Linked DNA regions of Homo sapiens: region 2 is linked to region 1. A link is a loop called in an ENCODE intact Hi-C map of the cell type or tissue named here. Cell type or tissue: psoas muscle. All regions are shown on one strand. Each heading gives the region's core, and the rest is flanking DNA. Links, peaks and the distances in the headings are about the cores only. Region 1 has its middle 5.9 kb from the start of FZD7. Region 2 overlaps CDK15 (cyclin dependent kinase 15).

The links. A loop is a pair of places that touch in the nucleus more often than their neighbours do. Peaks named below come from ENCODE experiments on the same cell type or tissue, not always from the same donor. Only the 100,000 strongest peaks of a DNase experiment are listed, where the experiment ranks them.
Region 2: a loop joins it to region 1, with 2.5 times the contacts of the local background. A loop is called at or near these places in 20 of 110 quality-filtered maps.

What each region holds. Positions count from the first base shown.
Region 1 is chr2:202,025,744-202,030,139 of GRCh38, forward strand. No RefSeq gene overlaps it. Among named protein-coding and RNA genes, the nearest start is that of FZD7, 5.9 kb to the right of the region's middle. In psoas muscle, for the core only: no CTCF peak of the experiment used is centred there; no DNase peak of the experiment used is centred there; H3K27ac peaks cover 1,845 bases.
Region 2 is chr2:201,885,056-201,889,451 of GRCh38, forward strand. All of the region lies in intron 12 of CDK15 (cyclin dependent kinase 15), which reads left to right. Among named protein-coding and RNA genes, the nearest start is that of CDK15, 81 kb to the left of the region's middle. In psoas muscle, for the core only: no CTCF peak of the experiment used is centred there; no DNase peak of the experiment used is centred there; H3K4me3 peaks cover 1,278 bases; H3K27ac peaks cover 2,750 bases.

The DNA.
Region 1 (4,396 bases), core at 197-4,196:
TTCATTACTATGGAAGAAGAGGGGAACAGATATTGGGGGACAACTAGTAGCCCCCACACCATGTTAAGAACTTTAGATTCTTCAGTGCACTTAGTTCTCAAAACAACCCAAAAGAAAGATGTCTCCCCGGCCTTTACAGATAATTCCTATCTGGAAACACTTTTGCAATCACAGTCAACTCAATGTCAGTTGCAGCCCTGGGAGGTATATTCTCAAATTCTTTATCCAGGCCATTGAGCAAGAAGAAGGTGGTTGCAAGACCCAGCCTTGTTAATCAGCCTTTAGCGGATACCTCTCCTAGACTGGTGCTGATCCTCTGTGGTCAGCCTTCTGCCACTGTGGACACATTCTCCAGGAGAAAGTCGGAAGAGACGTGTGTTTTCACCCTTTTCTAAGCCTTGTACTGTGGTTAGTAAGGTTCTCTCTAGTAACAGACAAGGAGTCAGACGGCTTCATTCAAAGGGATGGTAGAATTCTGAGGGAAGGAAGCAGCCAGGAAACAGCTCTCAGGACTTGGTCTTTTTGTCTTCTCCTTCTGAAACAGGTGTTCCCTCTCTCCTTCCTTCCTTTCTCCTTTGTTTCTTTCCTTCCTTCCTTCGTATTTTTCCACTATAAAGGCCGCTGCTCTCCCGTCTTTCCTTCCTCTGCTCCTGCTGCCACCAACTAATTGCTGTCTCTACTCACTTCACTGCCTCACAGCTCTTGCTTCCTTCAAGCTTCTACTGCTTCCTGGTTTCTGCTCGTTCCCTTCTCACTGAATGCTTCCCAGCTTCTGCCAGCATATTTTACACTCAGAACCCCAAATGAAAGCATCCGATCAGTTGGCCTCTCTGTATCCAGCAGGCACAACTGTTGGACCGAGGTCTCATGCCAGACAACCTCATGGCTGGGTCACATCGTCTACTCCAGACTCAATCCTCTGAGGACAGGATTCATGTGGCACAAGGTACACAAATGGCAAGGTCAGTCTAAGGAAATGCTATGAAGCGAACTGTGGAAGTAGCAGCTGTTGCATTTCAGAATAGCCACTGTGACCTTGTTGAGACTCATAAATAAGGTCCCAGACCCAACATCACACCATGCAACGACATTTATCCAACCATCTCTCTCTCTCACACACACACACACACACATACACACACACACATTCACACCCCTCACACATGACACATGTCACACTCCCTTATGGTTCTCATTATTTCCATCCTTCAGTTCAAAAAGTAATCAACTAGAGTGAAAACTTTATGCAAAACTAAAGGCATCAAGCTGGGCACAGTGTCTCAGGCCTATAATCCCAGCACTTTGGGAGGCCGAGGCGGGTGGATCATCTGAGGTCAGGAGTTCAAGACCAGCCTGGCCAACATGGCGAAACCCCATCTCTACTAAAAATACAAAAATTAGCTGGGCGTGGTGGCAGGCGCCTGTAATCCCAGCTGAGGCAAGAGAATCACTTGAGCCCAGGAGGCAGAGGTTGCAGTGAGCCGAGATGGCGCCATTGCACTTCAGCCTGGGCGATAAGAGCAAAAGTCCATCTCAAAAACAAAAACAAACAAACAAAAAAACAAAAGGCATCCTATAAGGTATCAGTAACATAATGTACCGCTGTGGAATACAAGCCTGGTTCAGTGGTTCCCAAACTTGACTAATTCCAAAGAATCACCGAGTGAGTGTTTAAAAATTAAATCCCCAAGTCCCCCACTAGAGATTCTGACTCAACATATCTGAAGTAGGGCTCAGGCTTCAGAAAATTTTTTTCTTTTTTCTTTTATTTACTCCTTAGGTGATTCTGATGACCAGCCAGGCTTGGACTCCACTGTTCAAGTTCCATGTTTACCCTTCCAGAGGATTCCCTGGAAGCTTTCATTACTACCTTGAGTCTGGTTCCTACAGCTTCTCCTCCTAGCTCTCTGCTTGATAAAATTATCTTACTGGGAGAGCCTGATATACAACAAGTTTCCCACTTGCCCTAGGGGGCAGGAGTAGGGCTCCCAAATCTCTCAATCTAAATGCCCACTAGTGCAGTTTCAGAAATGGAATTAAATTGTTCCTTAGGTAACTAGAGAAAATTAACAGATTCTTCCAACTTGGTTTGAAACCTGAATTAGGTGGAATGTTCAAGGGGTCATCACTAACCTGGACTTGATATATCCCAGCCTAGAAATTCTGGGGTTTCTCTAAATTTTGGAATAGCTTTTTATCAGACATATAAAAGAAGATACATTAGTGTTTATCATAAAAGACATCAGGTAGCAGTGCAGTATGAAGTGGAAAATGTTATATAGACCTAAGCTTTAGTTCAGGCTGGCTACTATGGAAAGGAAGTTATAACTTGGACTGCACAGGATTGTTGTGAAATTAGAGATGCTGTACCTAAAGCACTTGGAACTTTATAAATGGTAGTCGTTGTATTTAGAAAATAACTATTTTTGAGGCCGGGCGCAGTGGCTCACACCTGTAATCCCAGCACTTTGGGAGGCCGAGGCAGGCGGATCACGAGGTCAGGAGATGGAGACCATCCTGGCTAACACGGTGAAACCCCATCTCTACTAAAAATACAAAAGAAAAATTAGCCAGGCACAGTGGTGGGCACCTGTAGTCCCAGCTACTAAGGAGGCTGAGGCAGGAGAATGGCGTGAACCCGGGAGGCGGAGTTTGCAGTGAGCCAAGATCGGGCCATTGCACTCCAGTCTGGGCAATAGAGCAAGACTACGTCTCAAAACAAACAAACAAACAAACAAACAAACAATTTTTGATGCTCAAACTAATCTGAAGATAATAAGTTCTAGCACACCCAGTGGTACACCAGGGCAAGCTCTTAGGGGCTTGTGGAGCTGATTATGTGCATCTTTTCCAAACACTAAGGTCAGTGACATCATATTGGCTTGAAATCGGCTATGGTAGCATTATTTACACCACGGAAATTGGCAAATGTACACATCAGGGCTTTTTTTCCTGGAGAGTCGATTGTTAAACATTTACCAGCATACCACTATAAAAAATTACAACCTCGGCCGGGCGCGGTGGCTCACGCCTGTAATCCCAGCACTTTGGGAGGCCGAGGCAGGCGGATCACGAGGTCAGGAGATCGAGACCATCCTGGCTAACACGGTGAAACCCCGTCTCTACTGAAAATACAAAAAATTAGCCGGGCGTGGTGGCGGGCACCTGTAATCCCAGCTACTTGGGAGGCTGAGGCAGGAGAATGGCGTGAACCCGGGAGGCGGAGCTTGCAGTGAGCAGAGATCGCGCCACTGCACTCCAGCCTGGGCGAAAGAGCAAGACTCTGTCTCAAAAAAAAAAAAAAAAAAAAAATTACAACCTCAGCAAAGAGCCAAAGCCCCAAAATATGCAGCTAACTTGGCCTTTTATTTGATCCCTAAGATTTGTATCCATATAACTAGACCAGGATTCTGCCCTGATGATTTTTTGCCTATGGATCACACAGCATTTCGTAAATATTACCTCACAAATTCTCCCAACATCCTGGGGGAGCAAGAGATGTTAAGTGACTTGCCTGAGGCAGGACAAGAAATCAATAGTGAAAGGCAGAACTAAACCAGTCTGTATCAACCACCTCTGCAATCCTTCCTAGACATCAGTACTGTGCAGACCCACATTGGAGACATGGGTAGCAATTACCAAAGGTGCTTTTTACATCATAACCCAGATACCCGAAGTCGCTTTCTACAGACTATGGTCCATATGCTCTGACCTTTGAGTACAGATTTGACTCCCCAGAATGGCCAGCGCTCTACATTTGGACATTTTTTCCAGAACTGTTCATGGTCTTTTATTAATCAACTTCCTCCATGTTTTCTCTCCCAGGGACATGTGTTTGGAAAACTGGTTGGCCAGAGTTAGGGTTCTGTTCTGACTCTAACATCTGCAAGTGGCAACATAACCAGTCAACACTGTATTTTTATCTGTGACCCTTTCTCTGGACTCCCCAAGGACAGAGCTCCAAGAGTCGTTTCTCTCTGTTGCCTCATCTTCATAATACTCTGGAAATGAATAAATGAATAATCCTTGTAGTAAGCAGCCTCTCAAATGGCTCCCTATGATCCCCCAATGGTTTTGCACACTCTATGTATAATCCCTGCTACCCCTTGAGTGTGGGAAGATCTGGTGACTTGCTTCTAGTGAATAGTATATGGCAAAAGTGGTAGGATGTCACTTCCCAGATTAGGTTACAGAAAGACTGTGACTTCTATCTTGATCGTCATTTTTTCCTGCTCTCTCTCTCTCCCTCCTTCTTTCCCTCCCTCTCTCAGAGGGAGAGACTCTCTGAGCCTTTGCTGTGAGGGAAGCAAGGTGCCATATTACGAGTGGCCTTATGAGAGGTCCACATTGCAAGGAACTGATGTCTCTGGCCAACAGCTAGTGACAGCCTGAGGCC
Region 2 (4,396 bases), core at 146-4,145, 140 kb before region 1:
ACGGGCAAAGGAATGTCGTGTTCCTCTCAATACCATCTAAGATCATTCTGAAGTTGTCTTCTTTTTAATCATAGTGGCTCAGTCTTAACTCATATACCATTGTAGTTTTTCTTACCATCGTATGCCTTTTTGCAACAATTTAAACATTCTTTAACATGTACTAATCAAGCTTAGTTTCACTCTGAATGCTTCCACGTAATTTCAAACCTATTCTGTTTATTGGTTTTTTTGTGTATTCTATTCAAAGTTGAACCAGAATATTTTGTCATTCTATGAGGCCAGGTTTCAGGGGCTGGGGATGTTGGAAAAGAGGGAGGGAAGATTCTCAGCCATCCTCTTGACTCTGTGCTACTTCTAGGAGTTTGTAACGTAACTCAGACCAATCTGTCCACCTTTTAAATCCTCCATTAATCAGCCCTTAAGAAGCGAATTTGGAGATGTCCTCCATAACACACTTCCTCACCTTCTATGCACAAAGTTGTTCTCCATCCATTTCAATATGTTAGAGGAGATACTGGGTTGAGACGTGGTTTATGGGGTTGCATAGCATTGTGTTGCTGGGAGAAGTCTGGGAAAACCAAGTCCCTCAGCCCTACCAAGCCCTTAAGTTGGTTAAATTTGTTACGTTCATGGCTGAGTCTCCAAGTAAAGATAAATAATTCAGAAAAGAGTTATTTATAAAGGATCTTAAAGATTACTTATTCCATACCTTCATTATATAGCTGAGTCACTGATGCCCAGGGAAGAATAATCGTACCTGCCTTTTATTGGACATCTATATGCTTTATATAAATTATCAATCTATGTACTAATTGGTGAGGCTGGAATTGTTATCCTCATATTACAGATTAGACAGCTGGAAGTCAGGTAGGCTAATTGCTTGAAGTCACACAGCTAGAAAGTTGTAGAGCCAAGATTTTACTTCAAATCTGACTCCTAAAAGCTACTCCTTTCCTACTATTCATTGTTCTTGCTAAAGATCACATAGGAACTTAGCTGCAAAATCAAGATTAGAACCAAGATCTTGATGCCCAGTTCTGTGCTCCTCCCACTCTCTCATGTACTGTGTTTATTTTAAAGCTTTTCTGGGAAAGATTCCACACATCTCCAGGTAGCGTGTTTAATATCTCACAATTAAGAGGGCTCAATTTATGTTGAATAGAGATTTACACCCCAGGACCAACTTCTTCCTCAATGCCATCTTACTTTAGTTTATTTTCTTTTCTTTTCTTTTCTTGTAATAATATATGCAATCAGCCTTGGGTTTTAAGATTTTTTTTTTTTTTTGAGATGGACTTTTGCTCTTGTCGCCCAGGCTGGAGCGCAATGGCATGATCTTGGCTCACTGCAATCTCCATGTCCCAGGTTCAAGAAATTCTCCCGCCTCAGCCTCCCGAGTAGCTGGGATTACCTGCCTGTGCCACCACGCCTGGCTAATTTTTGTATTTTTAGTGAGACAGGGTTTCACCATGTTGGCCAGGCTGGTCTCAAACTCCTGACCTCAGGTGATCCACCTGCCTTGGCCTCCCAAAGTGCTGGGATTACAGGCGTGAGTCACCTTGTCTGGCCAAGATTTCTTAATCGATGGTGATAAATGTTTTTGTTTCACCTGTGACTCATTCAGTTTTATAAGAAAACATCAAGGAATCCAGTGGAAAATGAGTTGAAGGCATAAAATAGCAATTTATGCAAGAGGAAACAAAAAGAGCACAGCAACACATGGAATAAATTGACTGCTTTACTAGGGATTAAAAAAATACAAATTACCGTTAAATTAGTTGTTTTTTCCTGTAACCTAATAGCTCCCAGTGTTGATGAGATTGTGGTAAAATGATTCTCTGCTGATGGTATTGAAACTTTTGCAAAGTGTTATAGCATGCATATCGGGAGCCATAAAAATGATCATACCCTTATACCCTATACCTTTGTTCCTGGAAATTATCCAAAGAAATAATTGAATAGGGGGGAAAACCCTAAAACCTAGATTAATGAAAATGTTCATTGCAGTGTTGTCTATAATGTTTTACAATTTTTTAAATAAAAAGAAGCAATGTCACTGTTAAACACCAGAGAAACAATTGGACAAATGTTGGTATATTGACTCAACATACAGTACTATGTAACCATTTTAAATGATCATTAATAGAATTGTGTGATATTATGAAAGTTCTTATGCTGTAACATGAGCTATAAGAAACTAGAATACAAAATTGCATATTATAAAGTATCTCTGAAAATTAATATGCACATGAACAAAACTGAAAGGTAGTGTACAAAATAAAAATGCTATTCTAGTTTAGGGGGGTTGTAGGTCATTTCTTTTCCTTTCTCAGAGCTTTCTTTAAACTGGTGTTATATTGTCTTAGTTGTTTAAAAGAATAAGTTAAAACAAAATGGCACAGGCAGTCTGAGCTGTGGATTGAGAGTCAAAGGACCTGAGTTTTCTTCTTTTTTGTTTCCCAACATAATGTGTTTTGGCTGTAATAAACCTCAGTTTCTCCATCTGCATGATGGGTTAACACTAGTTTTCTTTACCCCAGGTTGACAGAATATTTATTTTTATAATGCTTCTAACTCACCGAATGCAAGGGTTCATATAAATTTGGTCCTGGGAGAATGAAGGGCAGGAGGGAAAGGAAAAAATAAATAGGCATAATTAATTTTAAAAGGAAAGATCATCTGCTTTAATCGGAAATGTATGTGTATTGTGCCCCTAGTCAGAGTTTTAAGTGCACTTCGTGTTAGTTAGCAACTTCAATTTAAAGTGCTGTGTGATCCTCTGGGCTTTGAAGATATGAATTCTCTATACATACACATGAGCTAAAATTACCGCATAATCACGAGGATGTGTGCACTTTGAATAATTGAATGCACTAAACATCTCCAGCTGATGGATTGATGATGTGGGAGAGTAGTGCAAAACCCACGTGACACGGAAGATTACAAGACATTTTGAAATGATAGCTTAATTTTCAACCTTTTTTTTTTTTTTTTTTGCTTGTGCTTTCTCTTTTAGCGATTATGGGCAAGTAAAAGAGATTTGATTATCTTGTTTCCTGTGAAAGGTTATTTAGCCCCTCAATCCCATTAAGTCACTTTCTGCACTCCAGTGCACTGAGCCTTCAGGTTATCAGCCCAGGAAGAGTAAATGGAGACACCAGGATCAGATTTCTAAAGGAAGGAAAGTTAAAGCAAAGTTTGAAAGGGGTGACAGCCAACAGCCATGAGCTTAGGAACTCAATTAGACTAAAAAGACAACTATCTCATTATCTCGTTCCGAAATGATCTAAATACATAAGAATCTAAAAGTTTTAAATAAACTTGTCCTGCCGACTGTCTAGATGACTGAATTTCCCTTCTCAAAAAATTTTTAAACACCCGCTTTCATATTTATTTATTCTAAGAGTGAAGCAGCTGCGATAATTATGCTGTCAGCCTCGGGAAGCTAATGAGGAGTCACCAGAGTGGAAGGTTTTGCATTTGTGAGATTGCTGAAGGAGAGCCGCGCTGCAGCTTTTTTCGTTTTTTATTTCCCTTTCTTTCTTTCTTCCTCCTTTTTCTTTTTCTATGAGTTGGGAAGGAGAGTCTGGCAGTCCACAGCCAAATTGGAATCCTTTTGATTAACCGGTTGCCTTCCCAGCATGTTCTGCCAGATAGTGTCTCTCTCTCTCTCCCTCCCTCCCTGCTTTTGAGGAGCTGCTGCTTTTGAGGGGCAAGGAAGCCGGAGGGAAATCCCAGCTTTTCATGCCACTGTCCCCAAGGCAAGAGGATACTTCTCCCCGAGAGAAGTTCCCCAAATGGTTTGGATTTGAGTTGATTTGAGAATAATTGGTAAAGTATACGCACTGTTTATTTTAGCCATTTAACTGTCTATGCTATGACAAGATCTAATAGAAAGTAGAATACAAAATTGCATATTATAATATCCGTGTGAAAATGTCTTATGCATATCAACAAATGGTATGATGGCTCCCCTTTCCAGCCTATTTGGAATATGCGATTCCAAATACAAGACAACGAGACCCCAGATTACCCACAGCATTTAAGGGCAGAAGTTTAGGCCAGGCGAGGCAGAGCTGGCAAGTTTATTTCTTCCCTTTGGGTGTGAGCAGCTTCCAGCAAACAGTATTATTTAAGGCATTTTATGCTTTTGGTGCAGTAATAACAGAAGGCTCTCTTTTTGTTAAATTGTGAGATATTTTGAGCACCCCAGATTTATGCAAATTGTGAACCTGGGAAAAGCAATGCCCAAGTGGAAAGGGGCCCTGAGTAAATTTTGCGGATGTGCTTTGGTGACAATGTGGCTGCTGCCTCTTGCTATTTTTCTCAGATATCTGTGCTAATACTTGTAACAATGGCTACCATTTATTAAAAACATATTGTGTATCATAAACTA